4 separate regions of the Mus musculus genome follow, and regions 1, 2 and 3 are each linked to region 4. The links are chromatin loops, found by intact Hi-C in ENCODE. Cell type or tissue: left cerebral cortex. All regions are shown on one strand. Region 1 has its middle 36 kb from the start of Gm39843. Region 2 has its middle 36 kb from the start of Gm39843. Region 3 overlaps Tlk1 (tousled-like kinase 1). Region 4 holds the start of Tlk1 (tousled-like kinase 1).

Region 1 (8,000 bases), 63 kb before region 4:
ATATTATACTACATTGCTCTCTTCCAGAAAGTAGAAAACCAGACAAAATAAACGGTACATTCCACTTAGAGGTATCAAGAAATTCTCCCACTATATAGGAAGACATTGAGCTGACATTCTGGGACTGTCACAAATGCAACATTTACAATACCCAAAGCACAAATGATTAAATGCTTTTCAATACAGGAACCAATAAATTTTGAGATTACTATAGCCAAAATATATGAGCTATATGTATAACCATAGAATTATAAATACTAATAACCTGCGAGAGAGAAAGTTTTTAACAATGTCCAAGATGATATTTATGGAAATGTTTGAGTAGGGAACTAGGTTTGGGTTTTTGACTGAGGGTTTGTTTGTTTGTTTGTTTGTTTGTTTTGAGACAAGCTCTTTCTAAGTAGCCCTGGCTCACCTGGAACGCCCTATATAGACCAGGCTGGTATCTAACTCACAGTGATTCTCCTGCCTCTGCCTTGAGATTGCTAGGATTAAAAGCATGTGCCACCACACCCACCTTAGAGGCTATGCTTGTTTATTTGTTTGCTTTTAGATGCAGCCTAGATTACCCTGAAACCCACAGTTCTCACGGTTTACCCTCCTACAGTTGTGTGGCTCCACATTCAGTTTATAGGAAACTTTTGATCTTATACAGATATTACTTGTATAAAAATAACTACAAGGGAGGTGGATGTGGTGGTGTATGTTTAATCCCGGCAGAGGCTGAGGCCAGCCTGGTCTACCCAGTGGTTCCAGGCCAGCCAAGGCTACATAGTATGATCTTGTTTCAAAAACAGAAGAAAACTGCACAAACAACAAAACAACAAGGTAACAACTCCAGATGGCAATGACTCCGGATGCTCCACACACCTGCTGTGACCTTTACATACCCACACTTACCTACCCACTATAGACACATGCAAATACCCACATAGTGATGATGATGATGATGATGACAGAGGAGGAGGAGGATCAACTACTAGGTAGAAATTCCCAAGTATATAAATCTCATCAGCTGCACCAGGTCAACTTCTGTTTCCAGGCAATGAAGATCTCATAAAGAAGAACCTTGGTGAGCCAGGCTCAGGCAGCAAGGAAACATTGTAAGAGTAATACAGGAAACGTTCTTTACAAAGTTACATCACTAGGTTAATAACATATGTTTCCCTTCAAAGAGAAAAAAGCGTGTGCTTTTAGTCAGGCATAGTGGCAAGTACCTTTAATCCCTGCACTTGGGAGACAGAAGCTGGCAGATCTCCAAGTTCAAGGCCAGCCTGTTCTACAAATAGTTTCAGGACAGCCAGGGCTACACAGAGAAATCTTGTCTTGAAACAAAACAAAGCAAACCAACCAAACAAAATGTCTCCCTTCGTGGACTCAAAGCCTGTACTCAAAGATGAAAGATTATCAAAAGAGACAAGCAACAAGGCTAGACTCTGGAACCAGGAAGATATGAACTTGAGCAGTATTCACACGGGAGTTGAGTCAATTCAGAAAAATTAGTATCTCGAAGCCTCAACTCCCACAGCTATATCTACAGTGTGCATACTTTTTAGTGAAAGAAAGACTGGCTATCAAAGATGGCCATGTCAGTAAGATGCCCTGAAAGATTGCTATCATGGAACCTATTCTTGCAAACCATAAGTGCAAACTGTAAACTAAGTATTAATAGCATCCTTCCAAGAGGTCTCAAAAACTCCAGGATCTACTTCTCTAAGGTTTACAAATGCTTAGAGATTCTTTGGGAATATGTACTATATTTGGAAGAGATTTTATTTGTGCTGCTCCTGGTTCAATGACTAAGTCATAGAGATAAGGCCAGAGAGGAATGCAGGATTTTTCTAGCTGTTTAGCTAATCTAAAATAGAGAGTGCGTCAGTCAGAGAACTGAAAGCCACAGGGGAAAGAACGTCAGCTAAAAAAAAAAAAAAAAAAAAAAAAAAAAGTATTGAATCACACAAATGAGAAGGCCCAGGGCTTGGTGGTGTGAAAATGGTTTCAGTCCAGGTTCCTGGAAGGAAGCTGGGCATCTTTTGGTTCTGCTTTCCCTTTAAGGCTCCATCAGCCAGATGTGCTTTCCTCCAGGAGTAGCAAAGCTCCCAGAAGGAACTCCACACCTATATCTCCTCCATTGCCTAGAGAGCTTGTCACTTTCATACAAGACGGGTCACATGATCACCTCTGAACCAATCACGAAGGACAAGAGATGAGGGTTTCTAATTCATTGATTTAAGTGGCTGAGGCTGGGCTCAGAATCAACTCTGGGAGAGGAGAGGGGGGGGGCTGGAGATGGGATGGGAGAGGAGTGACGTAACCTGTGATGGGCTGGAAAGGCATACAAAGACAACAATCCCTAAGGAAGGAATCAAAGTCGCGGGAGAGAAACTAAGACTACTCACAGGTTGGCCAGTTGGTTTTATATTTACTTAGTTGTGACAATGCGCCCATGTCTACAGACATGACATGGACTGTTGTGGATATCAAAGACATCTTTTGGGGGTCTTTCTAGCATGAGGAACTCAGGTCATCAGGTTTGGTGAAAAAACATCTCTACTCAGTAAGCCATCTCATCAACTCTATCCTCTATTGATTTTGTTTGTTTGTTTCTATAAAATGATAGTGTACAGTCAGCCTCTCAAGTTCCTAATCAGGTTCTGCATCTAAGGATTCCACCAACTGTGGATGGAAAACCTTTGTAAAAAAGGAAGGAGGAGGAGAAGGAGGAGGAGGAGGAGGGGAGGAGGAGGAGGAGGAGGAGGAAGAGGAAGAGGAAGAGGAAGAGGAAGAGGAAGAAGAAGAAGAAGAAGAAGAAGAAGAAGAAGAAGAAGAAGAAGAAGAAGAAGAAGAAGAAGAAAAAGAAGAAGAAGAAGAAGAAGAAGAAGAAGAAGTCAGGAATGTTCTAGAAAGAGCTAGCCATTAGCCATGTTAACTTGTACTTACCAGCCTGGGCTACAAAGTGAGTTTCAGGCCAGCCTGAGCAACACAACAAGAACCTAACTTTGGCGCATGCCTTTAATCCCAGCACTCGGGAGGCAGAGTCAGGCGGATCTCTGAGTTCGAGGCCAGCCTGGTCTACAGAGTGAGTTCCAAGACAGCCAGGGCTATACAGAGAAACCCTGTCTCGTAAAACCAAAAAAAAAAAAACTTGTTATAAGCAAACTTTGTGTTTGCCATTGACCGGGCTGAAGCTCTGTGAGTACAGTGGGGTGTAGACAAACCTGCCATAGACTCCTGCCTTCTCCCAGATGCTCAGTACTCAAAGTGGGTTGGTTCATGGATGATGTCTTTAGGCTATGGTGACTGTGTCTGTGCTGAGCAGGCACAGGGTTCCTTTCTCTTGTCATTGTTCCCTGAGCAATTCGGTATGACGAATCCTGACATTCACATTGAGAAGGAATTATAAATAACCTAGATGTGATTTAAGCCTAAGCAGTGAGGGGATGGGTGTGGCGCCGAGGTAGTGTGCTTGCGTGGCATTAGTGAGCATCCGAATTTGACTCCCAGCAGCACTGCAAGAGTAAAAACAGGAAAAGGCACCACATAGGAGGACCTGGGCTTGTTTTCTATAAAAACCTGAGTATTCACATATTGTTCTTCCCAGGAATGGAGAGGGGGAAACGCTTCTGCAACCATTTCCTACATGGCTATCAAGGCACGACTGTGTCCACTTTGTGCTGGATGCTGAAATGTATTTCTAACTGCATTTGATTTGGAGTTTCAAATCCAGCGTTTGTTTGTTTGTTTGTTTGTTTGCTTGCTTGCTTGTTTTGAGACAGGGATTTATTACATAGCCCAAACTGTCCCTGAACCCACAGACCTCCTTAGACTCTCAAGTCCCAGAATAAATGCATGTTCACCATGCCTGCCTTCTAAGTCTATTTGAGAGAAATTATGTAAGTCTGACCAAGAAAGTATTCTTAGACGATGAAAAGGAGGCCAGTAACATGAAGATTAACAAATTAATTATCTTACATAAGAGAAGCCACATGCGGTTTGAATGGTGGTGGTGGTGGCGGCGGCAGTGTGTGTGTGTGTGTGTGTGTGTGTGTGTGTGTCCACTGCCCTATGCAGTTCATCCTATAACAAAGGGAATTGCCATCTGTCACTCCCCTTGTAGAAAATATTTCTGGAGGTGGCTTGCCAACTTCAGCCAGAATTATAAAACTAATGAGTTTTTAGCTACCATATGCACAGAGTGTAATAATAGCAGGTTCTAGGCAAATGTTGTCTGCTTGCTTTGGGAAGTACTTTCCCTCCATGATAGGAGCAGATGCCCGAAGTGCTATTAAGAATTCTGTTTCCTTCATAAATCTGTACAGCGACGTGGAGTCCTCATATTCGCATGAAGTGATTTTTATGTGGAAAACATGGCCCTTGTTACCCTGTTTCTCATGGGGTTTTTGGTATCTGTTATATAGAGACTGCCCCTTGTTAAGTCAAAATTGAGAACCAGATGCCATTTAGAAAACTCTGCCAGTTGGAATTTTCTGATTGGTCTCCTGCTCTTTTGATGCCTTCCTGGTTTATAATATCCAAATACTTCCTGCTCTTTAGAGTAAAGCCACTATTTGTACTCAGCCTTTGGGTTGTGACAGCAAAAAATAGGTTAGGTTGTGTGGTTGTACCAAGTGTCTTACATGCTCTAAGTCTAACATGTGTACTATGTGTGCCACTACTTCCCAGGAGTTATATGCAATTTGCTTCTTTGGGGTTGTAGGGGATGGAACTCTACCGAGGATAATCTATGAATAGAGAGTATTAAGGAGATTGTAGGAGAGTATTTTATAAGTTTTATGAATTAGGATTCTTTTTAAAATTTAAACTAATACCAGAATATCGAGCTGTGCCCACTGATAATGTTCAGTAGCTGTGAGCACACCCAATGCCTGGATCTTGGTTTCTAAACCCCGTTTAGCAATGATAAAATGATAAACGGCTCCTCAAGAGACAGTGGTTCCTAGGTTTGGGCTGTGGGATGCTTGTTCCACAAAACAGAGAAAGTGTAAGGGCAGAAAACAGCATGTGGGTGTGCTCACCAAATCAGTGGGTCTCTGGGGGTTTCCCTACTTTTGTTTATTAGAAATTATTAATTTTATTATCATTTTATTTGTTATTATCATGTGTGTTACAATCATTATTGTAATGTGCATTACATTATTTATAATAGACAGCCTCTGATTCTCTCTGCTGTACACTGTGGAGTGGACAGTCTGGGTCATGCGAACGCTGTGGTTAAGTTTTAAGGGAGCTAGCTGTCTGGCTGCTCTCTAAAGCGCTGCACGACGTTCTCCTTCTCCTAGCTGTGTGTGAAGCTTCCGATTTTCTCATATCTTTCCCAACACTTGTCATTTCCCCTTTTTCTCTTAGCTGTCCCAGTGGGGGTAAGATCCTGTCTCACTGTGGTTTTTATTTTTGTATTTCCTAATGACTAGTGACATTATGCATTTTGGTGTTCTTTCAGTTTTAATTTGTGTGTGTGTGTGTGTGTATGAGAGAGAGAGAGAGAGAGAGAATGTCAGTGGATGTACTCACCTGTGTGTGTATATGTGGCCAGGTGACTTCTCTATTGCTTTCTACCTCTTTTTAAAGTGTTTTTTTTTTTAATTTCTCAAAATCATTTCATTTTATATATATGGGTGTTTTGTCTACATATATGCCTGTGCCTTACATGCATGTAGCTCAGAGACCAGAAAGGTGTGGCTCCTGTAGGACTGAAGCTATAGACAGCTGTGAGCTACCGTGTGGGTGCTGGGGATTTAACCTGGGTTCTCTGAAGAGTAGCCAGTGCTCTTAACTGCTGGGCCAGCTCTCCAGCCCCTATTTATTTTATTTTATGTGAAAATGTATGTGCTTGCATGTGTGTCTGCAGCACATGCATGCTATTCTGGCAGAGGCCAGAGGAGATCGTTAGATTCCCTGGAACTGGAGCTGCAGATGTTTGCAGATGTTTATGAGCCATCTGTAGATGCTGGAAATTGAACTTGGGTCCTGCGGGAAAACAGCCAGTGCTTTTACCTGCTGAGCCATCTCTCCAGGCCCTTCAACCTTATTTTCTGAGACAGTCATTTACATTAGAGCTGTTGGAGCTGTAGAGGCCTCTAAAACCCTCATGTCTCCATATGCTGGGATTACAGATACACACCATCATGCCCAGTTGTGTTTGTTGTTGTGTTGTCTTGAATGAGTGTAGGAATCTGAACTCGGGGCCCTCATGCTTCTGTAGCAAGCACTTTGCCCACTGAACCATCTCCTCAGTTCTCTTCTTTCTTTTGTTTCTTCCTCCTTCTCCTCCTCCTCTTCCTCCTCTTCCTCCTCCTCTTCTTGCTCTTCTTCCTCCTCCTTCTCTTCCTCCTCCTTCTTTCCCTCCTCCTCTTTTTTTTTCTTTTTTGGCAATGTCCTACGCTGTAGCCTTAGTTTGCCTGAGTCTCACCATGTAGACCAAGGTGGCCTGGATCTCCTGCCTTGTGAGGAGCCGCCCTCACATTTGCCATTATAAGATGGCACTGACAGCTGTGTTCTAAGTGGTAAACATAGTCTGCACACATGCAGGGGCAGTTTTCCCACCATGTGTTCTGCCTTTCCCGTGATGACAACTGGGCCGATGGGCTGCAGCCAATCAGGGAGTAATACATCCTAGGTGGAGGATAATTCTCCTTAAAAAGGGATGGGGTTTCGCCATTTGCGGCCTTGCTTCTTACACTCTTGCTCCTGAAGATGTAAGCAATAAAGTTTTGCCGCAGAAGATTCTGGTTTGCTGTGTTCTTCCTGGCCGGGCGTGAGAACGCGTCTAATAACAATTGGTGCCGAAACCCGGGACGGGACGAGAAAAAATCCGGGACGAAAAAATACGAGAAAAAACTCGGGACTGGCGCAAGGAAGATCCCTCATTCCAGAACCAGAACTGCGGGTCGCGGTAATAAAGGTTCCCGTAAAGCAGACTGTTAAGAAGGATTCAACTGTATGAATTCAGAACTTTTCAGCTGGGGAACGAGAGTACCAGTGAGTACAGCTTTACGAGGTAAGTCTGATCTTGAACTTTCTAAGGAAATTCAAGACAGTCTATCAGAAGTAAAGTGGAAAATAGCTTTATAAGGTATGTTTGGCCTTGAACTTTTTCTAGTGTTAAAAGCCCTTTTGTTCCTTTTCACATGTTATCAAGTGGTTAAGGCAGGGCGGATTCTAGAGGAAATTCAGGACAAGCTATCAGAAGTAAAGCGGGGAGAGAGAGTAGGAGCAAAGAGAAAATATGGTACACAAACTAAGTATACAGGCCTTTCCAAGGGTCTTGAACCTGAGGAAAAGTTAAGGTCAGGTAGGAATACCTGGAGAGAGATTAGAAGGAAAAGAGGGAAAAGGGAAAAGAAGAAAGATCAATTAGCGGAGGTCTCTAGGAGAAGGAGCCTGTGCTCATCGCTGGATGGGCTCGGGGAGCTAGTTCTTAGTAGCTCTGAATCAGATAAAAAATTTAGCTTCTCTGAAGAAACAGACTTGGAGGAGGAAACAGCTCGTTATGAGAGAGAAAAGTGCCAGCCAGATAAAATGCGAGCTAATCGGTCAAGGAAAAAGCCAAAAGCGGCTGGCAAAGGCCAGCTTGCTGCTTGGCCTCTTGGCAGTCGGCTTCAAGGTCATAGTGCACCTCCACCCTATGCTGAGCCCCCGCCCTGCGTAGTGCATCAGCCCTGCGCAGAGAGGCAATGGACAGAGAGGCAATGCACAGACTCGTTCATTCCAAAGGAGGAACAAAGGAAAATACAACAGGCATTTCCGGTCTTTGAAGGAGCCGAGGGTGGGCGTGTCCACGCTCCGGTAGCGTATATACAGATTAAAGAGCTTGCCGAGTCGGTCCGTAACTATGGAGTCAGTGCTAATTTCACTATAGCACAAGTGGAAAGGCTTGCGAATCACGCTATGACTCCTGGTGATTGGCAAACGGTTGTAAAAGCCGCTCTCCCTAGTATGGGCAAATATATGGAATGGAGAGCTCTTTGGCATGAAGCTGC
Region 2 (8,000 bases), 130 kb before region 4:
AGGTGTGAGACTTTTTAATAAAATCACTTAGACTGTTTGGGGTTGTGTGTTTGTAACCCTTCAGAATTGAAGATATTCGAAAGAGATGCTGGTGTCTCTCAGTCTCACTGTCAGACTGTTGAAACAGTGGACCCCAAAGAAGTAAAGCTTTCACCCAGGAATCTCATGCTGGGAGACAGAAAGGGTACCAGCCAGAGGGGTACTTGTGTCCCAGAGAGAGATTCCACACAGTTCTAACAACTCCAGACCACCTCTAGGACAAGACTAAAGTCCAGCCAAGGGCCCAATGGTGGGCCCACACATCAATGACACTGCTTAGATGTGCCAGTCCTTGGCCCTCTATTTAAAATTTAATCTCATTCTTGAAGATTGAGGCCAACTTGGAGTTTCTCTGGGTCTCTGTCCCTCTTCCAGTGCAACCACACTAAGTGAGTCTTTACTGTTTTTCACTTCAATTTGGGACTTTGCTGTTTGGGTTGGTTTGGGACAGTGTCATACTCTGTAGCTCTGGCTGACCTGGAACTTGTTTTGTAGATCAAGCTGCCTTTGAACTCAGAGATCGACCTTCCTCTGCCTCTCCAGTGATGATATCAAAGGCATGTGCCACCACACCTACCTAGCAAGTTTGCCTCTTTTAATTGACTTACTGAGGACAATGGCCAGACCTGATTTGGGGCACAAATTGTAACCCCATAGTTTGAGAACAGGTTGACCTTGGGTCCTATTGGGACAAAACAGCTTAACTGATGGTATTTCCAGAGCAGACAGAGTCAGGCAAAGTGCCTAGGGAACGATCTTTAGGAAAACCGTTCAGTTCTTACTTCATCCTAGCACACAGGGCAGGTGTGTTCACTCCTGTATGGAGAGAACATCTGTGTGGGGAAATGGGACAGGATCAACCTTCTGGGAGGAGATGGGCTCAGACTAGTCCTTGACTCTCAAAGTATTCAAACTAGATCAGTCTGTACAGAAGTTAATGAGGGATGGTGCAGAGAGGTGGGGCAAGTCAGCTTGTAAACAGTAGCACTGTGAAGATGGGACTTCTCATCTTCAAACTAGAGCCATCCAATTTGGTTGGTTTATTTTCGTTCACTCTAGCCATGGTGTTTTACAATAAGATGTAGAGAAGTCTGTTGAAGACTTGTCTATGGCATATAAAATGGAGTGAGGTCTGTGATCAGTGATGAAGAAAACCACAGGCCCTTTTAGAATAAATTTGCCTTTGGTGGCAAGTCCGTAGAAATACAGTTGTCACGGTTTCTGTTTAAATATGCACACATCAGTAAATGGAAGAATCAGAATTTGCCCAAGACTCTTTTTTTTTCCCCAAGACTCTTAACTCACTTGTATTTCATAATTAAAGTCTACATTTAAAAGCCAAGACAGTCATGAAAGTATTATATGCAACAGGGCAGTTTAGATAAGTTAAATGTTGCTATGGGAACCCCAACAGATCTTCTCATGTCTCCATTTAAAAACCATGGCCCAAGGTGGTTTTAAAAAACAACAGAAGGTAAAATTATTCTCACATTCTCACACATGTAAATTGTACTGTCTCTCTCAGTTCTAAATAGCAGATTCAAGCCAGCCTCTTGACTGGCACAGTAAAACTCAGCTTCATATCTTTCTATAATGTATTACAGCATGTGAGTTAACCTTTAAAAGCTTCAAAAATACATCAACCAAATTTGGACTCTGAGACACAAACTGGGTTGCCTTGGGCTCTCTCCAGCACCAGTCTCCTAATCCTTGAACATCTCCACAGTCGTCCCTCCAGATCCCACCCCCCCCCCACCACACCCCATCTTCTGTTTGTCTGATCCGTCTTTTCCCACTTAGCCTACCTTCATCGGCCTCCTTTTTCAGGTTTGCTGCCAGATAGAAATGTAAATTTAAGCAGAGAAAGCCAAGGGAAGGGCCATTCGGAATTTTGCCTGCAGATACTAAGAAATTGCGAGGTGTCACAAATATATCTGTTTAGGTATTAGCCTAAAGTATCTGCTAACTACGTGGAATTCTAACCCTCCTCACATCCATAAAGCTAGACCATGGTTAGCAGAAGCTGATGTTTAAAGATCCCTTTTCCAAGGGAGCCGCACTTCAGAGAGTCCATTTTCCCCAACAGGAAAAGGTATGTTCCTTTGTCTTCCACATTGGTTAAAAGTACGGTCTCCATTTTCACCAATTCTGAAAGTTACCTTGGAGCACTGTCTGCCTGGAAACATCCTCCCATGAAGCTCTGCTTGAGAAGGTTTCGAGGCTACTCATTAGGGGTCTCTGTTACACATCTCCCATTGTGCACTGGAACACTCAGTTGCCATTGACTTCTGCTAACATACTTGTGCGAGTTCCCTATGCAGCGTCTCCAAACTGAGAATACATCCCGATTTCTACCATTAAGTACTTGTAAATCATTGCTACACATTAGTTGGTGTGTGAAAATAGCTATCTTCCTGGGGGCTGGGGGGGGGGGGCACACAAAAGCCAGAGTCACATGAACGTCTGCATCGTCTCATTCTCTCCCTGAACTGCTTCACCCCACCTCTGTGGTTTTCCATCTCCTAAGGTCTGAAGCCTGAATAGATCAGCTTTGTTACCTAATTGGTTCTGATGTTGGTTATGCTCCTCACAGGAGCAGTTGACTTCACATTTGCATCGCTAATAGCCCTCTTTGAGAGCCTCTGCCCCTCCTGCCTGCCTCTGCTAGTCATCAGTAGACTACACACACACACACACACACACACACACACACACACGTTGAGGGTACTTTCCCCTCTTGTGGAAGCACATTGTAAATCCTAAGCACTGAATATGGGAGGTGTTGTTATTAATAATAGCGTCTACAATCTACAAGGCAGCGTGCACACAGCACTCAACATGTACTTTTTCAATGCTTTTTGAGACACTGAGAGAACAACAGTACTGTGCTGTGGGAAAGGTATTGCCTGGGAGTCTCCCAGGAAAAGAATAGGTTCCAGGTCCCATTGAACCACTTCACTACTCTCCATTCAGCTCTGAGTGCTGATTTTGTATACAGTAGGTACTTCATTTGATTCCCAAGAGCCTATGAATTAGCTGTTACTGGGGCCATTTAACAGATGAGGCGGGTGCTCTGAAATCCTCGGTAACTCGCCCAGGATATTAGAGGTATTAAGTGACAGAGTCAGGATGTAGACCTGGAATTGCCTTTACTCCAAAATCCTTTTCATTTGTGGGTTCACAGGCTGCTGGGAAAAACACTGAGGAATAGAGAGCCTCTAAATGTGGTGCAGAGCTTGTGGGAGCTTGGCTCGTAGAACCCTCAAGGATCCTCCTGCTCATCGAAGATCCGGTCATTCAGTGAAAAAAGTAGGTCACACTTGACTGGGTTATAAAATGGAAAGGAAGGAGGGAAGGGAGGTGACCCGTGAGGAATGACAGAGCAAAACCCCTCAATCAGTTCTCTGCAGCATTCTGAGTCTGCTCAGCTGTGCCCCACCCCCAACCCCCTGCTCCCATCCCGGAGACCCCACAGGCTCAGCCTTGAACCTGGCGTACCTCCTAGCAGAGCACACAGCACTTGCGTACTCCTCACTTTAAGTTAAAAGGAAAATTCAAGGAAGGGAAAAGGCCCTTAAAACATCTTCAGAGGGATTTGGCTGTACTGTAACCTAAAAAAATCTGTGAAGTCGGGAGGTGTCAGAAAGAAAGCATGCATGAAACATCTTTATTTAAAGCCTGTGTGTACATGAATGACACATTAATGCCAATTCAAACATGAAATGTGGATCCTTTTTTGGAATACGGTCTGGGATTCGAAAGGCGCAAAGGTACCCTGCACGCTGGTTTGCATGGGGTTATAGATATAAATGGAAGTAAAAGAACTCTTGCATCTTCGTTTTTTTAATAAACCTGTGTTATGGCCTCAGAGCTATAGAGGAGAGTAGGTGCCAAAATCTGCCTTTCATTAACATAGGCCTTAAATGACAAGGAAGAGGTGTTGAAGACAAAATTACTTTTTCCTATGAGTATGAATCAGCAAAGTGCAGCAACAAGCAAGTGATAATAGCTGTGCGGGTGAGAGCCTACGGGGGCGGGGGGGGGGGAGGGAGAGGGGGGCGAGGTCAAGAAAAATAGCATCAGCTGGAAAAGACACAAGCACACCTGCGAGGCCTATGCAGGAGGCTACAGAGCACAGCTCCCCTGAACACCACCTCAAAGGGCTCAGAGCACAGTAAACCCAGCTTGGACAAAACACATTGGTATGAGATGGGTGGAACACATTAAAATCTCCAGATGGTTGAAGACAGCCCACCCTCAGCTGCCGCTGGAGCTGTCAGAGGCAAGCTACAGGTGCCACTGCTTGGCCAAGAACTTAAAACAACAGCTATTGATTCTCTGTTGCCTGCGGCCTCACAACCACTTAACCTTTAAGAAGGAGAAGCTAGAGTAGTGATTCTCAACCGGTGGGCACAGCCCCACCTTGGAGTCAACCGACCTTTTCACAGGAGGCCACCTAAGACCATCGGAAAACACTGGTTGTTGCATTCCAACTCGTAACAGTAGCAAAATTACAGTTAATGAAGTAATAGTGAAAATAATTTTATGGATGGAGGTCCCCACGGCATGAAGCACTATATTAAAGAGTTGCAGCATTAGGAAGGTTGAGAACCACTGAGCTAGAGAGAGGCAGATGAGCACTGCAGAAAGGGTGTGGGTGGGATCAATATTGGACTTGAAGTAGTCACAGTGTCCAGATACCTGTGAACTTGGCATCTCAGTGTTCTGTGTGTTCTGTGTCTTAAACATGATTTTCTTTAACAAGCAGCTACTAAGGAAAGCAGAGAGCCCACCCCCCCGGCGCCGGGGTGGGGGTGGGTGGGGGGTGCAGGGAGCTTTGCTCTCAGATGTTACAAAGAAGATGACCCTTGATAGGTTCCCCGACACCAACAAACACCAACCTCATCTCTTCTACATGGGCTAATGAAACTGGATCCAGGAAAAATGTGCATTTTGCTATACTTACACAAATTCCTTGGCAATGTTCTCAACCTATAGTTCCTTTTCAGAGCTACTTCCTAGTCCATTACAGGAAAAAAAAAGTAGCAATTAAGTTTTCCTCAGTTAATCTTTGTATATCAAGTAGGATTGTTTCAAAAACCACCGTGGGAGGTGCACTAACCCTTCGGGCTTTTAAGGCCTTTTCACTGGGGAAAACTGCTCTAAACGCTGTGAGTTCCTAAAATTAATGATGAGATGCTATTGAGTTGATTGCATTAGTGCGGTTTAAATTTTTCTTTTTCACTGTTCAGTACTTAGCACAAGCAGCATCACGCAGTCGCTGCCTCATTTCTCTTGATTTCTGCCTCCTTGGAGTAACATGTCTCCCTCCCGAGGCCCTGTCCTGCCTAACAGAATGGTCCCTCTCCATCCATCTTTAGCGGCATGCAGCTCCTGCAGGTGAGCGAGACCACGGCACCCCTGGGCAGCGCTGGGAACTCAGTACTAAAAATCACCTGAGAGAAAATGGCTGAAATTGCCTGCGTAGCACACGGCCCTGAAGCAAGAGGAAAATTTCTGCCTCCAAGGGTAATTACTTTTCTCGCTTCTCACAGTTCTTCCTTCACGGCGCTCATTTATTTTAATACGCACGATCCACTTTGAATTTCTAGAAGATAGGGTTTCTGTTGTTAGTGGTGTTTTTTGTTTTGTTTTGTTTTTTTAATCCAAATGAAAGGTAAGATTCAGGATCCAGAAAGGTGTGTGTCCTCATCCTCACACGCGTATATTCTTAGGCATTCCTCATTTGTGGCTTTCTTTCCTAATAGAACGCTTGGGCTCTGGAGACTAGGGAAACAAAGCATCATTAGAAGTCGCCTTCTTTCACTCCCTTCCCTGTGTGCCTTCCCGTCGTCCTCGCGCGCCTCCGGGTGCTTCTTTCCCTGGCCAAATAGTGCAAGGAAATCCTTTGCAGATCTCTTGCTTATTTTAGGGCAGGGAACAGCCATGGACACAGATTTGCCACTTCAGGGGCTGCTCGTTTCCTCTCTTCAAAGTTTGGTTGAGCGAACGGGACCTGGGGTTTGCTCGCCACCTACAGTGGCAGGGGCTGGGTACCCAGCAGTCCTGTGCTGAAGTGAGAATTAGGTCTTGTGCTTTCCCTGGGCCAGCAAGCTCACCTTTCCCTCGTAGGTTTGTTGTTGTTGTTGTTGTTGTTGTTGTTGTTGTTTTTAGCTTTGACTTTTAAAAAGTATACATTTGTATTTCTAATTGATGCATAGTAATTGAATAATGTAGTGTTGGCGCACATGCGCATGCACGCACACACACCTTGGCTTTGAACTTTAGCATGCTCGCCATGAGCTCTGCTTTACACTACTTCACCTGCTCTAGCTTTGACTCCTTCCAGTACAAATTATTAGAGCTGTTTCTCCTCTGGGATGTAGAAGCTGGGCATAGGCACAAGGAGAGTCTCGAAAACAAAGCGGGCTCTTTGCAGCCTTCCTGTGGTCAGAGGCCATGCCAGGTCCCTGAGTAAGTTTTTTTTTTTTTTTTTTTTTTGTTTTTTAATAGTCCTGGCTGTCCTGAAACTCACTTTGTAGACCGGGCTGGCCTCGAACTCAGAAATCTGCCTGCCTCTGTCTCCCAAGTGCTGGGATTAAAGTGTGTGCCACCCGGCCCAGTTTACGTCATGTAAGTTTTAAAAGCCATCTATACTTTCTTCACTGTGGCACAGTGTTATTCGAGTTGTACCACTCTATTCCGTATTGATGTTTACATAGGAATAGAATGTACTAGGAGTGGGTGGGACTGGAGAAATGGCTTCTGTGGTTAAGATCACTTGCTGCCATTGCAGAGGACCCAGGTTCGATTCCCAGCACCCACATGGTGGCTCACAACCATCTGTAACTTCAGTTTCAGGCCATCTAACACCTGCTTCTGACCCCCTTGAGCAGCAGACACGTGTGGTGCATGGACATACACGCGGGCAAAACACTCGCATGAAGTAAAGTAAAATAAATAAATCTAAAAGCAATCGAAAATAATTCTAAAATTATTAAAAATTATTTAAAAGAGAAGAAAGAATGACCTCTGGGATCAGCCTACTGGAGGAATCGTATTCATAGTTTGTTATTGTGTCTGTAACTTTCCAAAGAGATGTGCTGGAGCCTATCCAGGTATTAACACTTATGCTGTTTTCTACATTGGAAGTTGGGGATGAGAAAGTTGGATAGTGAATGGAAAGGAAGTAGAGAGGGGCGGGTGGGGAGCAGCAAATCAGAGGGCTCCGCTCTGTCGGTAGTGGGCGTCACCTTTCTAAAGGGTGATCTGCAATAGAGATGGCAAATAAATACCTATTCACAAGGGGTCACCTCTACCAAGGGAGACCTCACACACGGCGTAGGTAAAAATCCAGGTGAAGACGCATGCCAGATTAGCGGAGTGGTACAGAGCCCGCTACTAGAGATGGTGACCAGCAGAAGCAAGGGCCCTCGAGAGAGAAAGGCATGGCCACAGATCAGCTAAGTACTGCTCCAGTGTCTCAAAGGGAAACGCAAGGTCAGGGAAGATCGGGGCAAGAGCGGCTCCCAACTGAATTCCACAGAACTGAATGATATCGCCACGTCCACCCCCACCCCACCCCCACTGCCTGAGCTTGTAGAGAGAGATGGAACTGAGGTACAGAGTCAAAGAAGCTGCAGAGCCCATAAGCTTTTTTTTTCTTTTCTGTTTACCTGATTTTATGGTTCTACACAAATGGCAAGTAGAGCATTCAGCTCTTGATAGTTTTTTTTTGTTGTTGTTGTTGTTTTTTTTTTTTTTTTAGCACAACAGAGGCGTGCCCTCCTCTGAGTCCCACCATTTCAGAGCTCTTGAACTTGTTTCCCACCGTGATATGTCAAATTCATGAGTTCATTAAGCAAAGGGATGGGAAGGAATCATTGGCCAAGCAAGGAACGCCTCAGGCCCAGTGGAAGAAGAAAGCCGGGTTGCTGCTTCCCTGGGGGAAAGGTTAGCAA
Region 3 (8,000 bases), 100 kb after region 4:
AGAGTCAACCTCTTCTGGATTGTGGAGCTAAAATGTGAGCTTTATCATACTTTTTACCTATCTGAAGGGCTAGGTTTTTTTTTTACCTTATTAAGACAACCAGGCTAGCTGTACTCAAAATGTATTTTCCAATGCTTTAAAATTCATTTCCTGTTTGTACAGTGATTCTTTGATGTTGCATGATAGTTCTCTTAGCACTTGGTGTTTGTAGGTCTGAGGTCAATCTGAAATACGTAATAAGAGCCTGTTACATACCTGCCAAAATAACTGACTGAAGCTATAGCAAATCATGAGATATCATGTAAGAAAACCTAACGGCCAGGAGTGTAGCTCAGTGTTAATGCTTGCTGTCATGCAAGAGGCCCTCTGTTCCCTCCAGGACTAACAAGAAATGATAGAAAAATCTTTGAAGAACTCTAGATAGCTCTTTATTTAAATTTATCTTGATATTTTAAATTCGTCATCTAATAATCTCTGTCAAAAGTAGTGGTCTAATTACATTGAAGAATAACAACTGTTCCAGGTGTAGTCAGGTTTTTATCCTGTTAAATCCAGCATCTTAGAGGCATAGGAAAGGATGCTAATTCAGACTGGAGCCTAGTGAGTGTTGATTCACACATACACACACACACACACACACACACACACACACACATACTGATAAAGGTGTAACTTTCAGAATCTCGTAGAGTTTAAACATACTTAGATTCTTTTTTTTTTAAATTTTTTTTAATTGTTTGGCATTTGATGGTGGCAGGGGGTGGGTGGGCTGGTGTAAGTCAGAAAACAACATGAGGATGAAGGCCCTGGATTTAGTTTTTTGATCTTTGGAGATTTAGTTTTGTTCACAAGAATTTATATTTATATTAAGGATGCCCTCTATCTCTGATTATCTGTCTGTCTGTCTGTCCTCCTCCTCCTCCTCCTTCTCCTCCTCCTCCTTCCCTATAAGAATCTCTGACTATGCTCAGATTTGTAATCTTCATTGCCATGGTCTCCCATGTGCTAGAATTATAGGTGTGCACCATGAGTTCCTATTCAACAATACTATCAGTGCTAAGTGAAGGAGCTAATGGAATAGAGGATGTTCAACTATAATATTGAGAAATAGCATCTAGTCTGTATTTTCTGCAGTAGACTAATAATTATAGTACATACATAATAAGCCACCATAATCTGTGTTTATTTACTTAACAAATAAATACTTTTATTCAAAATATTTTAAAAATTGGACATTTCTAGAAAACTCCACCAAATTTGGCATGTTTGTATCCACCTGTAAATAGTTGTTAAATGACTGACAAGGCATATGTATGTGAAGAGGGAAAGAGTATGCTTGCTTGATTATGCTTTGGTATCTTTGGTTTTTTTTTTTTTTTTTTTTTTTAGTGTGTTTCAAGACATGCAAATGCATGTATAACCATGTACTGAATAGTTTTGAAGTACATCTTTAGGACTTGGCTTCATTTGCTCTGCTAACTGGGGATCTGCCATTGCTGTTTATAGGTTTGCTCAAATGTGTCTTTAAGGTGATAGGGCTTATCCAAAGTGTATTTGTATTCTAGACTTCATTAGGCTGTAGCTATTCCCTGTCTCTCCCCACTAACTATATAAAAACAAACCTTCACTCGTTTTGTGCTAGTAAAGTTGTTCCTCTTAAGTTAAAAATTGGGAATCCATTTTGTTGAGATCAGTCAGCTTTCTGTTGCCTTGAAGTCAATCACTCAATGTGGACATTTTCAAAATACATCCCTCAGAGTACAGAACAGTGTGGGCCTTCCTGTACAGTGCTCAGACAGCGATGGGTGCCACAACAGGCCATTGGTCTGCTCTCTTCCTTTAGTGGTACTACTGCTCTTGTCACTGAAAATGGATGCATGGATAAAATATCCTGTTATATCACAAATAAACAGAACTTGTTATAGTTTCCTCTCTTGATCTTCAGGAAGAGGCTGAAATCCAGGCGGAACTGGAGCGTTTGGAGAGGGTCCGGAACCTTCACATCCGAGAGCTGAAGAGAATAAACAATGAGGATAATTCACAGTAAGTCCTAAAGTCACACATGACAGGAGCCCCGGGGAGAACAGAGAGACTTTCCTCCTCAGCCACCTCTGTCACAAGGAAAGCTTACACAGTACCAACTTGGATGTCTGTGCGCTCTGCTAAGCCCTGTACCTCCCTGTCCCGTCTCACCCCCCCACCTGATACACTCCCTCTGGACATCTGAAGCGGCTTTCTCTTTATTTCACACCAAGTGCTCTCCGTGCAGATGGCCTGTCTGAGAGCCATCTCTGCTTCACCTCATTTCCCCTTTCATTATCCTTTTCTTTAATTTCCCATGGTAATTAGTACTACTGGGGTTACAGTTTACTTTTTAGTTATTTATTTTGTCTCTTCCCCCTAACCTGTAAACTTTTTGAGCAAAATCATTATTTTGATCTTATATCAGACATACCAGTAAAATTGTACTAATGTGGTATTTTAAAGCGATTGCTGGCAGAGTGTTCATTTGGGAATTTTTCTACAAAGCCCTTCCATGTATTCCTGTTACACTTGTACAGGTGGGCTGCTCATTCTGATGAGCCCTTTCTGGAACAGAGACACAGTAGCGGGTTTTGTTTCATAGGATTGGGTGAAAACTAAAACAATGAACTTACATAAATGCTTACTGTATAACCAGTACGATGCATGCCACTTAGTCACCAGAGCATGTATTACTTAGTGTATCTCAGGTACAAGCAACATTAACTAATAATGGCAGTATTACTTGAGAGTGATTTTTTATAAGCTTTTTAAAAATTTTTACTTTAAAAATTATGAATAAAAGTCCAAAGATACTAAGATGTAACCATGAACAAAGACCAGTTGATAAATTTTTTTTAAAAAATAAAAATCAGGGCTGGTGAGATGGCTCAGTGGGTAAGAGCACCCGACTGCTCTTCTGAAGGTCCGGAGTTCAAATCCCAGCAACCACATGGTGGCTCACAACCATCCCTAACGAGATCTGACGCCCTCTTCTGGAGTGTCTGAAGACAGCTACAGTGTACTTACATATAATGAATAAATAAATCTTTAAAAAAAATAAAAATAAAAATAAAAATCAGTACTATAAAATCTTGATTACTTATAACTCACTATAAAACTATTTTTGTGATAGAAGTGGTTTATGAGAAATAGCGGTCTCCTATCAAGCATTGGTGGTTATTGGACTACTGAGTTATATACTTTTATAGTTGCAGTTTGTAAGTGCTAAAGCATAACGCAGGTGGTATACTATGTAGAAAGACTGAGAGAATAGAAGTAGCTACTGGCTGGTATTTGACATTAACAGCAGAGAAACTGAAGCAGACATAGCTAGGATAGTCACGAGTGGGCGTTACTGTACTCAGAACTGGATTCTTTTAATGTGCCGCAGTAGTTTTTTCTCTGCTCTTTTAAGGTTCAAAGATCATCCAACGTTAAATGAAAGATATTTATTACTTCATCTGCTTGGGAGAGGCGGCTTTAGTGAGGTCTATAAGGTAAGGTTTTCTGTTCTTTATGCTGATGTGGGGGAGGTGGCTAAGAAGAAATACTTGGTTTTTGTTTTCTGCTTTTAGATGGACTTTTGTCCTCGGTCTCATTACAAAGAAGAGTTTATTGTGGGTTTCATTTTCGTATCTCTTAGGGGCTAAGCTCTGTTACTAACCTGTGCGGTTCTCTCAGCCATTCACTGTCCATTAGACATGCTGACACATGACTGAGTGTCACTGCTCTCAGCTGCTCAGTCCCGCTGCTGTGTTGGTCATTAAGTTGCTTTTCTCTTTGCTCTAGTTTGCCTCTCACTTGCTGTGATAGACACCTTGACCAAAACAAGTTGGAGAGGGAACAGTTATTCATCCTAAGAGGTTACTGTCCTACACTGAGGGAAACCGGGGCAGGAGCTCAGGGCAGATGCTGGAAGCAAGAGCTGTGAGGGAACACTGCCTACTGGCTCGGTTCCTCTGGTGTGTGTGTGTTTTACACAGTCCAGCACCGCATGCTCGGGTGCTGATCACTGGCCAGTCAGTCTCCCAATGCAGAGTCCCTCAGGTAACTTGGGGCTATGTTGAATTGACAGCTAAACTAAGTGGTTTGGTTTGGTTTGGTTTTCTGTTTAAGCTAATCAGGCTCTGGAGACCTTCTTTTAACAAATGTATAAGTTATTAAGTCCTTTTTAAAGGGGCATCTTTGCATATAAGTCACCATGAAACTTAAAACTATTTTCTTTAAAAGCATTTGATATTTAAAACATTTATAGGGGGGACAGGGGGGAAAGTCACAGTAGAGGCATGTACTGGACCTCAGGACCTGTGTTCAGTTTCAAACAACTTTGTTGGAAGGCTCGCATCTGTCTGTAACTAACTCCAGCTCAGGGGATCTGATGTATCTGGCCTCACAGGCATCTGCATTTGTGTACATATAAATGAAATTTTAATATTTATATATTCATAGTTCAGGTCACAGGGAGGTCACCTAAAATAAAATACATGGTTTAAAACACTTATAAATTATGTGATACTTAAAGTAATGGTCGTATTCTTGTTTTTTATGAAGTGGGCTGGTAATTGGAACAGTTTTTTTGAAGGGGAAGACAATTGATAAAATTGAATATAGATCATATACCCGATTAGATTAGGAAATATTGATACACTTAGGTGTGGTGCTATGATTTATTTAGGGCCTTATCTCTTAGAGATAAATTGTGAAGAATTACCAGCTTATTTTTAAACATTACAGTGGGTAAGTTAGGTAGCTGCAGGTAGTGAATGGTAGAGCATTCCCTTAACCTGCACAACGCCCTGGGTTTAGATGCACACACTATTTTACCTTAAAGGGATGGTGGCACGGTCGAAGGAATAGATTAAATTTTTTAACTGGATGGTGGGTGCAATAACATTCATTATGCTATTTCTCAAGTATAGAGTATAATAATTTCATAATAAAAGAATTTTTTTTCCATAATTGAAAAATTATTAAGAACTTATTATTTGAGACTGGAGAGAGCTCAGTAGTTGAGTGGTGGTTGTTCTTTCAGAGAAAGATGTTGACTTCCCAACACCCTTCATGGGCAGCTCACAACCATCTGTAACTTCAGTTTCAGAGGGCCCAATTCCCTCTTCTGGCCTCTGCAGGCACTACATGCACAAGTGCACAGATAACAGAGGCAAAACACTCATACACATAAAATAAAAATAACTTTAAAGTTAAAAGAACATATTAATTTTCAAAAAGTAAAAAGTATGGAGTTGTTAAGAAAAGGTAGATAAAAATACTTTGTTTTCTCTGACATACAGAAAAGCATCCTGGCTGTATGTGTTGCTGGTTTAGCCTACAGGATTGCACATGTAAAGGAGTGGGTCCATATTTAAAAGAATGCTAGCTAGATGTGATTGTTGTCCGCCTTGAATTGTAGGCATTCGACTTGTATGAGCAAAGATACGCTGCTGTGAAGATCCACCAGCTTAATAAGAGCTGGAGAGACGAGAAGAAAGAAAACTACCACAAACACGCTTGCCGAGAGTATCGAATACACAAGGAACTGGACCACCCCAGAATAGTTAAACTCTATGATTACTTCTCCTTGGATACAGATACGTAAGTAAAGAAATGTGAGCCTTAGAGTACTGGTTTTGTTTCTGACCCTGCGATGGTGGTGCAGATGTTCTCATCTCTGTCAGCACTGGGTCTCTGTTAGTTACTGGGCAGTGATCCTCACCTCTCCAGTGCACTTGTCTTATTGCGGGGTTTCTGCTGATTGTTCCTTCCTGTTGCAGGTTTTGTACAGTGCTAGAGTACTGTGAAGGCAATGACTTGGACTTCTACCTGAAGCAGCACAAGTTGATGTCTGAGAAAGAAGCTCGGTCTATTGTGATGCAGATTGTGAATGCCTTACGCTATCTCAATGAAATCAAACCTCCTATTATACATTATGACCTTAAGCCAGGTATTTCAGAATATGTATCTTACAGGGTTGGGTTTTTTGGGGGGTGGGGGGTGGGTAGTGTGTGGGACATAGGGGTTATTGCATTTTTGCTTGTATTTTATAGCAAGGTTTTACTATGTAGCCTAGGCAGATGAACTCAGAGAGAGCCACCTTCCTCTGCTTTCTGAGTATTGAAGTTAAGGGCATATATCACCATAATCAGTCCCCAAACATTACTTTTTGTTATAAAAATTATCCTTTCATTCATATATATGGTGTGTGTGCGCGCGCGCGCGTGTGTGTGTGTGTGTGTGTGTGTGTGTGTGCGCGCGTGCATAGTACTAAAAATATTGTACTTTGTTTTTTTAGGAAATATCCTTCTGGTAGATGGAACAGCATGTGGAGAAATCAAAATCACTGATTTTGGTCTGTCCAAGATTATGGATGACGATAGTTACGGTGTTGATGGGATGGATCTGACTTCCCAGGGGGCAGGCACTTACTGGTAAATGTATTAGTAAATGGCTTAGGTTGTCCCCCGTGTTTTATGAATGTTTAGTTTTATTTTCAAATATTCTTTGAGATTGTTGTGTTGAAGGCACTGATCCTATGCCTTGAAATTGAAGGGGGAGTCTGTGGCTAGTAATTGCCTATATTCTTAACTGCATATGACTTTAATATGCAGGAACTCCTAGTGTGAATCAAAATTCATGAGTTTTCTTCTCAGGTGTTGAGTGGTGTTTGTGATCTGAATAAGTACTTTTGCTGATGTAATATCATGACTGTTTCAAGTAAGAACACCTGTGAAACTCAGGCCTTCTCTGTAGAGGTTTTGTGATGTGGTATATACATATACATATATATGTGTGTGTGTGTGTGTGTGTGTGTGTGTGTGCTGTGTATATATGTGTGTGTGTGTGTGTGTGTATATATATATATATATATACACATACATATATATATATACACACATATACATATATACACACGCATACATACATATACATATATATGATACAGAGTTTGTTAATTGTAGATAAAGTCAGCATATTTGTAGTCTTTAGATCTGACTCAAAAATTTCTTTATGTAGCTATAAATCTCTATATAACTAACTCTTAAATGTAAGTTATTCTGAATGCACTTCAGTGTCTTAGGGTTACTATTACTGTGATGAAACATTACAGTCAAAAAAAAGGAGCAAAGGGTTTCTTTGACCTACACTTTCACAGCACTGTTGAACACGGAAAGAAGTCAGGGTAGGATCCCAAACTCTTCGTGACTGGAATTTTCATCAAATGATGATGAAACTCAGCGGGGGCTCATTTACAAACCATGACAGTACGAATTTCCGAACTTACTCAAGTTTGCCAGAGTGGAGAACATAGACAATCATTTCCAAAACTACCTAGTTCTCAAAATAAGTGACATTAGCTAGAAGGGAGATTTTGCAGAAAAGAGAGCTCCATACAATTTCATTGAACAGGATTGCAAATCCAACCCTGACTGTTGAGGGCCCCAGGGCAGCCCCCATAGAGTGTGCTTGGGCCCACACTGACCATTCCCCTGAGTTGTGTTGACTTTTCCTGAAGAGGCATTAGTCAGATATGTGGATTATTTGTAAGCCACATGAAAGTTGTATCATCTGCCTGTGGTGCCACCTAAATAGCTACTGCTTTCACAGTGAAGAGAATTGTCTCTAATAGTCTCAGTCAGAAGTCTTATGGACTTTTTATAACAAGGCTGTTCTTGACAACAAAAATCCTCAAGGTCTGTAGTAAATGAGAAGCTCTCCTCTGTAGAGCACTCATTGTTGGTTCCTGTCATCATGTCTTCACTGGTGTTGAGAGCAGCAGGAGGAAATGTCCCTCTTACAGCTGCACCTGAATCAGGAAGTCTTGCTTTAGGGGCTGTGCAGGACAACAGTCATGATGTTCTTATGTAGAGACATAGGACTTATTTCCAGGCCAGATGTGGTGGTACACATTGTTAATCCCAGCTGTCGGAGGTAGAAGCAGAAGATCTCTGTAGTTGATGGTCAGCCTAGTCTACAGAGTG
Region 4 (8,000 bases):
TACTTACTGTAATGTACTCTGAAAATTCTATCCCTACCATTTGGTAAATTTTGAAGGCGTGCATTCAGATGCTGCATGGCATGCCATTTTTAGGCTAAGCCCGTTTGTTTTTCTGCTCAGCTCCTTATAACTGGGAGAGGTTTCTTTAGAAGGTGATAAGTGCATTATCTTCATCACAAGCCACAAGAAGGCAAGAGCAGCATCTGTAACGTCCTTCTCGGGCAGCAGCCACAGGCAAAATAGAACTGAGGTAGCTCGCCTATGCATGTGCCACGCACCTCTACTCATCACTGAAAAAGACAAAACAACAAAAAAACCCAGGGTGCACAAAACGTTGTCAGGAAGGTATCTGTAGTCCAGCCTAGCCTGGCATTCAAAGCAATCCGCTCGCCTTTACCATCCAAGTGGTGGGACTAAAGACTCGAGCCACCTTGCTTTTCTGCCTTGGGATTTATTTACAGTTTATGAGGAATGGAACTCTCAATGAAAGTCTTGGAAATGACAGGAGTCACCCAATGAGTCTAACCATCTTTGTTATAGATGGGAAAGTTGATTTTTTTAATAGTTATTGACATTAAACTCAGTTCTTTTAACTTCCTTCCTGTTCTGTGTCCTTTATGATACAGTGTGCAAACTAAGCTTACTCTTAAAAGAAAGAGGGGCTGGGGTAGAGGGTTTGCCTAGCAGGTATGAAGCACTAGGCTTGATCCCCAGTATATAGAAGACCAAGCAAGCAGAGTATATATATACATATCATATAAAGTCATAGATAAGCAACCAAGACATGGGTGTATGTCCATACAAAGGCTTGCACACGAGTGTTCATGGAAGTATTAAAGTAGAAAAGGGAGAATGCAAATGTCCATCACAGTTCAAGGGATAAGGCAGGATATATTCGTACAAGAAAATGTAACCATATGGCTATTAAAATAATTATGTTCAGGGAAACCACTTTATGTCCAGAAGAAAACACTGGACACTTCATCTAAAATTCAGGAAAATTCAAATTACTCCGTGGCATAGAAAGAAGATATATGGCTCTGAGGGGGATGGAAATGGGGCAGGTAGGAACCTCAAAGGGGTGGGGAGAAGGGAGTTGAGTGGGCAACAGATGTTTGCTACTGATTGTACAAGGGGCATCAGAGCTGTATACACCCTACAGTGTGAACTAAAGCCACACACTTTACAGTGAGTTCTATGTCAATAAAGTTGTTCAATTTGTGAGTTCTTAGGTTTCAAAAGCAGAATGTGACTGAAAACAAGAATCTGAAGCACAGGAACACCCCAGTGACTTCTGGCATAGCTGACAACCAAGGCTCTATTCTGGGAGTACAGTTTATCTGAAGAAAACATTACGATGAGAAATGCAAAGTCATAAAAATAAAAAATAGAAATGACATTTTGGTCCCCCTGGTAATCATGTCATTTCCTTATGCCTGCACAGTTGCTCTATAGCATAATCATTTTAGTGTTCTATTCAATTTGGTTTAAAGAGAGCAGTAACCTTGTCGTATTTTTCCTGGACTACCAGACTTGCTCTTTTATGAACAAGATGGCCAATCGCTGGTGTGTGTACGTGGGTGTGCAGAAAGCTATGCTCTATCTATAAATTTTAGCAAATGCTGTAATTTGTTTTGGGAATTCGTCGTCAATACTCAACAGCGGCACCAGAAACTGGAAATTTCTAGAAACTATACCTTCTTCAAGATGAACACTATAGTTTTTTTGTTTTTTGTGTTTTTTACTGTGAATTCAGTAGTCAACATTTTCTATTTAGATTTTCCACTTCTGTGAAAACAAAGAACAAACAGCTATACCACACACTCAGGCTACCCCACCGGTAGGGTTTCTCAATTCTTTTGGTAGATTGTTTTAAGGAAAGTTTTATTTTCTTAGGTTCTTTTTTTTTTAATTCCGTGACTACTCCTGTTTTGCAGATGGATAAGTGCACACTGCTCTTTCTTTCTTTTTCTTTCTTTCTTTCTTTCTTTCTTTCTTTCTTTCTTTCTTTCTTTCTTTCTTTCTTTCTTTCTTTCTTTCTTTCTTTCTTTCTCCTTCTTCTCCTTCTTCTCTTTCTTCTTTTTCTCCTGAAGGGCAAGAAGCAACTCTCAACTTTTCAGTTCCATTTTGAGACTCCGGAGCCAGGCGAGAGCAGAGGCGTCTCGGGCAGGCTGGGTGTGGGGCGCGCTTCGGAGCAGGCGCGCCGCGGCGAGGGGGAGGCAGGTGGCAGCGGGGGCGCGCCTCCCTCCGGCCGGCTCCGCGCACGCGACTCGCCGCTCCGCGCCGCGCCGCGGGCCCCGCGCCTCCCAGCGCGCTCGCGCCCTCCCCGCCCTCGCCCCGCCCGGGCAGGGCCCTCCCCCCTCCCCCCTGCCGGCCCCGCGGCCGCCGCCGCCGCCGCTGCTACCGGAGGCGCAGGAGCCTCGCGATAGTGTTTGCATTGGCGGCGCGTGACGCCGCCGCCGCCGCCGCCCGTAACTGATGCAGAGGTTACCCCGCCGCCTCAGCCGCCACCCACCGCCCGCCACCGCCCGGGCGACGCCGGGGCCCGACGCACTGCAGAGGTGCCGGCAGGTTCCGCCCGCGGAAGTGGCCTCGGTCGGCGCGGCCCGCGCTCCGCCCGCGCTCCGGCCCCGGCCCCGCGGCCCCGGCCACTCGCCTCCCCTCGGCGCTACCCTCCCCGCCCGCCCTCCGCCCGGCGCGCTCCCTCGGCGGCGCGGCGCTCCCCTCCCAGCCCTCGCGCCCGCGCTCGCCCTCAGCGCGGCCCCCGCCATGACGGAGGCGGGTGCCGGTGCCGCCGCCGTCGCAGGGGGGGAGTCGGGCTCCCAGAAAGTAGCTTGATGAGTGTCCAAAGTAGCAGTGGAAGTTTGGAGGGGCCGCCATCTTGGTCCCGGCTCTCCACGTCTCCAACCCCGGGCTCGGCGGCGGCGGCCAGGTCCCTGCTGAATCACACGCCGCCATCCGGGAGGCCCAGGGAAGGTAAGCGCCGCCGCGCCCTCCCGCGGGCTCCCTCGGCCCGCGCGGACCCCGGGCTGGGGTGGGGGGTGGCGGTTCGCGGGCGGGAGGCCTGCCCTGGCTCCCTGAGCCTCCTGGCCTCGGGGCTCGGGTGGGTTTGCCCTCGCGGTGCAGCCTCGGCGCGCGAGCCCCCTCCCCTAGCCCGCACTCCTCCCATAGAGGCGGTCCCCGCGCCGCAAGCCGGGCCGCCGGGACCGGTTAAGATGCCCCTCGCCCGCCTCCCGCATGCTCTGGGCTGCCTCGGATCCGAGTCGGATCCCCATCGCGGCCCCTAGAGCGATCCCAACGGCAGACCGACTCGTGGGCAAGGCTGCTCGTGCCACCCCCCCCCCCCCCCCAGATGGTTGCAACTTTCCTTCCTTCGCCATCGGCTCCTGCATGTTTGAACGTTATGCTCGTGGGTTGCAAGTACGCTCGTGTTCCTTTCTGCCCAAGGGTGGTGGGCTTTTTTTTTTTTTTTTTTGGTGGAAATTCCTGCTTGAAGGTTTCTGCAAAACACGCACTGAGATCGGTTACAATTGTTTTCTAAGTTTTCTGGCTCCTTGCATGCAAGTGTTCTGCCACCAGATGTAGCAGTCACACAGCTAGTAAGGCACCTAGTGCTTTTGACTAAAAAATGAACTTGCTGCCTTTAACTTTAAGTATACTCCATAAAATGGAATTCGGGAGAACACTCCTTTACCAGGGAAGAATAAATTTGCATCGGATCTCTTTTAACGCCCTTTTGTCTGGAAAATGCGAAGTCGTATTCGTTAGCAATCGGTAAATGGGCTGTTCGCTCCCGGTTGTCTCGCACAAGGAGATTATCAGCACCTTTAAAAAAAAGAAGAAAACGTTTGAAAGTCCAGCAGTCTAGTAAGCCTTGTAAAGAAATTCAGAGCTTCGGTTTATGAGTCGTTCGGATTATTGTATTTTGAAAATATGTCTATATTTATTATCCATAGCTTTGGTAATTGCTAATCAAATGTTTCTTGCCCGGATCCAGTGGTTGAGGCATAGCATTCTTTGTCATTTTGTTCCCGTGAGCATGTGTGAAAGTGACAATAGGCTCAAAGATTGACGTGAATATGCTCTAGAAAATTCATGGGAAGATTTGATTTATGGCATCCATTAAACATGCCGAATACGTTGACAGACATTTTCCCCTTTCATCTCACCCTGACACTGATTTTTCATTAAAAGAAATAAGAGCTTATTTATTGAATGACTTAAATTAATAATCTGAGTTTTTCCTTCTGTTCTTGAAAGTTTATGTACATGTATAAGCTTGAAAATTTGTAAGTTTAAAATTTAAAGTGTGTGTTGTAAATAGGGCAGTTGGTGCTTGTAGCTTGCTTGTTTCCACTTTGTAGTTTCATTACGATGTCTAATGGTAGTATGAGTTTTGAAAGATTATCGTGGTTTCTAGAGTACTATACCTTTGAAAAATAATTCCTCATTGATTTCTCAAGTGTTTATTGAGCCATTACTATGAGCCAGGACCCGTATGTGATAATCTGCTGAATACATGGTGTTGGTTTAACAGTTGACTTCTGTTATCAGTCCTGGGAATTTGGCAGGCACCAAATTCAGATGGAGTTTCTAAGGAAGGTCAGCCCTAGCTGACCGTCTTAGGTGTGCCGTTCTGCACCCTTCCTGATGATGAAATGTTCTGAATGGTTGGAATAACTTAATTCAAACTTCCAAATAACCAGAAATCCTGCTCCCCTCCCTCAGCAGCTTTTTTTTTTTTTTTTTTTTTTAAATGGGTTTTGTTTTTTGTTGTTAACCTAAAATAGTGAGTCTTAGTTAATACTTGAAATTCTGGGATATAGTCTTGTGAGTTACACTTGACAACAAAGTTTCCATCCTTTTCTCCTTTCCCCTTGAGTCTTATAGTGGACCACTGCTGTATTACAGGGCTACACCCCAGCCCTCATAATTATTAGGTCATTTATTTTTTATTAACCATGTAAATTAAAACTGTTAACCGTCCTCCACCCCTATTCATTTTGAGGCTTGGCACCATGTCTTTAAATTTTACCATTGCCAGAGGAATGATAAAATTATCTGTTGGAAGCCCCCCAAGGATCAAGATGGAGAAGTTTATCATTGAGTAGAGTCCCCTTTTTTGTTACAGGTGTTTAGTACCTTTTGAAGGTATATATGTTAATACGCTGCATAAACTGATTAAATTTAAGAACCTTTTGATTTCAAGGGAGGGCTAGTAAGAAACATAGGAAATGCTGGTGGGATTTGATTGGAAACATTGAGTGACTGTATCAGGACGAGTCTAAACTTTGTTTCTTGAAAACCTGAGCCAAATTAACTTGCAATCACAGAAAAGAAGTTAAGTTCAGATGATGTTTAGGTACATGTATGTTTGTGAACTCTTTTGTCTGCACTTATGTACATACCATATGCATGCCTAGTGCTGAGGAGCTCAGAAGAGGGTCTTTGGATCCCCTGGAACTGGTATGGAACAGAAGGTTGTAAGTTGCCATGTGAATGCCCTACAAGAGCAGCAAGGATACAGGGAGCCATATCTTGAGCCCTGGGTGAACTTCTTTTAAGCAAATTAAACTTTGAAAGAGGTTAAAGATGTGCCATACTTGTCTGTAAGTTATCTGGAAGATTAAAGGTGTGTGCTAATCTTCAGGAATTTTTTTTATTAGATGTTTTCTTTATTTACATTGCAAATTTTATCCCCTTTCCTCATCCCCCCTCAGAAAAACCCCCTATCCCATCCCCTCTCCCCCTGTTCACTAACCCACCCACTCCTGCTTCCCTGCCCTGGCATTCCCCTACATTTGGGCATGGAGTCTTCACAAGACCAACGGCCTCTCCTCTCATTGATGTCCCTCAAGGCCATCCTCTGCTACATATTCGGCTGGAGACATGAGTTCCTCCATGTGTACCCTTTGGTTGGTTTAGTCCCTGGGAGCTCTGGGGGGTACTGGTTGGTTCATATAGTTGTTCCTCCTATAGGGCTGCAAACTCCTTCAGCTTCTTGTGTCCTTTCTTTAGCTCCTCCACTGTGGAACCTGTGCTCAGTTCAATGGATGGCTGTGAGCCTCCATTTCTGTATTTGCCAGGTACTGGCAGAGCCTCTCAGGAGACAGCTACATCAGGCTCCTGTCAGCAAGCACTTGTTGGCATCCACAATAGTGTCTGGGTTTGGAATCTTCAGGATTTTTAAGATACACATGGATGGGCTATTTTCTTTGCTCTGAGTCCAGAATTTTTTTGGTTTTTGTTTTGTTTATTTTATTAATTTGGAAGATTTCTCACAAGTGCACAGCAGGGTTTCTGTTGGATCTTTTGAACCTGTAAGCTCCAACCCATTTTGTCGCCTATAATACTGTTATTAAGGGGTGGAGAGTTAGGAAATTTAAGGTTTCAATTGGACATGGTGGCATACATCTTCCCAGCACTCTGATGGTAGAAGCAGAACTCTTTGTTAGTCTATGGAGTGAGTTCCAGGATAGCCAGGGCTACATAGAGAGACCTCAAAGGACAACAACAAAAGAAAAAAAAGAGGGCGGACACATTTCAAGGAAAGATCTGTTGAAATCTAGTAACCAGATTTAGCCAGCTAAATAAACAGATTTTAGTTTTATTTTTTGTCTTTTGCATGTTAACATATGGTTATTTTTTAAATTCATTATTGCTAAAATCAAATGGTTGATTATTCAAAAGTACCCTTTTCTTCGCAGTCTTGCTAGTTATGAGTAACTTTTTTGTGACTAATGAAAGTATTAGTGATGGACAGTATCACAGCTAAGTTGCTGGTTTCAGACAAGTTTCGGTGTTTGAAGACTGTGGTCCCTAGAAGAACAGGGAGATGTTAAGAATATGATGTGGGCTTGCAATCCCTTGAAATCACTCGCTAGAGGAGGACAGGGTTGTGTATCTTTTGGGTTCTAGCTTAAGAATGAGTGTGTATTAATATAGCAAGAGAACAGAAAGCCTAGCCTAGAGGTCTGGGAATCTGAGAGATGGTGTGCTCTTATTAGCTTGTTGGTCTTAACACCCCTTTATTCTACTTAACATTACTAAGGATTCCAAAAAGATCATTTTTATGTGAGTTATTTATTAATGCTGGCTGTATTAAAACTGAGAATTTAAAAAGTTTTAATTAATTTTAAATATAATAAGCCAGTTACATAAGTGAAATTTTGTAAAAAAAAATTACATTCTAAAATGAAAAAAATAGTATAATTAGTGCTATTTTATATTTTTACATGATTTTTTTTTGGCTTATTGGAAGAACAGCTGGATTTTGCTTCTGCTTTGTAACAGTTGTGATATGTTTTGATTGAGATGCATGAAGTACTTAGCCTTTTCAGAGTGACTGTTCCCTGATACAACATCAAAAACTACAAGTGGCAGGATTTTTTAAAAGGTTACTGGTAATGTGGAAATACATTGTACCCCAAAAGTACTCCCCAGAAAGTCAGTGGTGTGTGTGTGTTTGTATGTATGTATATGTATGTATGTGTGTATGTATGTATGTATGTATGTATCTATGTATCTATCTTCTGCCTAATGAAGACGGTGAAGAGTGGGAGATACTTGGGAGACATAAGTCTAAAAAACATTAATGGAAAGTAGATTCATTCTCCTAGTCTAGAAAGAGCAGAGCTAATTCAGCAAGGTGAAAAAGTTAGTGTCAATTTTGAACAAGAACATAAGGACCATGTAGCTGCTAAGGTGCCAAGCTTGTCCAACAGTGGGAAGAAGTATTTAACTGCAGAATGCAGGTTACAGAGACATTTTGTGGGGAATGTAGACTCTTGGATTGTGTGCTCTTGGATTTAACACATTATGGTTCCATCTATTTTAAAAATATTAACTTCCTGGCATCTTTTCTTTAAGAATCCCTGATTATAGTTAAACTGTATTCATATTCTCTGAATGTTTCAGACAGTCTCAAGTCAATACTATACACTACTGTTGGTTTTATTATTCTTCTGCATTTTGTTGTGATTTTCCTCTGAGGATTTTCT

The links. Hi-C counts contacts between places; a loop is a spot of excess contacts. Peaks named below come from ENCODE experiments on the same cell type or tissue, not always from the same donor. Only the 100,000 strongest peaks of a DNase experiment are listed, where the experiment ranks them.
Region 1: a loop joins it to region 4, with 2.6 times the contacts of the local background. A loop is called at or near these places in 3 of 42 quality-filtered maps.
Region 2: a loop joins it to region 4, with 5 times the contacts of the local background. A loop is called at or near these places in 2 of 42 quality-filtered maps.
Region 3: a loop joins it to region 4, with 2.7 times the contacts of the local background. A loop is called at or near these places in 3 of 42 quality-filtered maps.

The regions. Positions count from the first base shown.
Region 1 is chr2:70,883,198-70,891,197 of GRCm38, reverse strand. No RefSeq gene overlaps it. Among named protein-coding and RNA genes, the nearest start is that of Gm39843, 36 kb to the left of the region's middle. In left cerebral cortex, no CTCF peak of the experiment used is centred here; DNase peaks (open chromatin) are centred at 3,441 and 4,117; H3K27ac peaks cover 1,178 bases.
Region 2 is chr2:70,954,959-70,962,958 of GRCm38, reverse strand. No RefSeq gene overlaps it. Among named protein-coding and RNA genes, the nearest start is that of Gm39843, 36 kb to the right of the region's middle. In left cerebral cortex, no CTCF peak of the experiment used is centred here; DNase peaks (open chromatin) are centred at 2,142, 3,335, 3,808, 4,256 and 1 more place; H3K27ac peaks cover 3,833 bases.
Region 3 is chr2:70,719,523-70,727,522 of GRCm38, reverse strand. It overlaps Tlk1 (tousled-like kinase 1), which reads left to right. Exons shown (of 20, transcript NM_172664.3): 13 at 1,946-2,043; 14 at 3,440-3,521; 15 at 5,435-5,616; 16 at 5,796-5,965; 17 at 6,314-6,449. Among named protein-coding and RNA genes, the nearest start is that of Gm38528, 19 kb to the right of the region's middle. In left cerebral cortex, a CTCF peak has its summit at 5,149 (motif pointing left); a DNase peak (open chromatin) is centred at 3,356.
Region 4 is chr2:70,820,169-70,828,168 of GRCm38, reverse strand. It overlaps Tlk1 (tousled-like kinase 1), which reads left to right and starts at 2,689. Exons shown (of 20, transcript NM_172664.3): 1 at 2,689-2,976. The coding sequence starts at 2,838. In left cerebral cortex, a CTCF peak has its summit at 3,579 (motif pointing right); DNase peaks (open chromatin) are centred at 3,622, 4,044, 4,488, 6,000 and 5 more places; H3K4me3 peaks cover 2,808 bases; H3K27ac peaks cover 2,299 bases.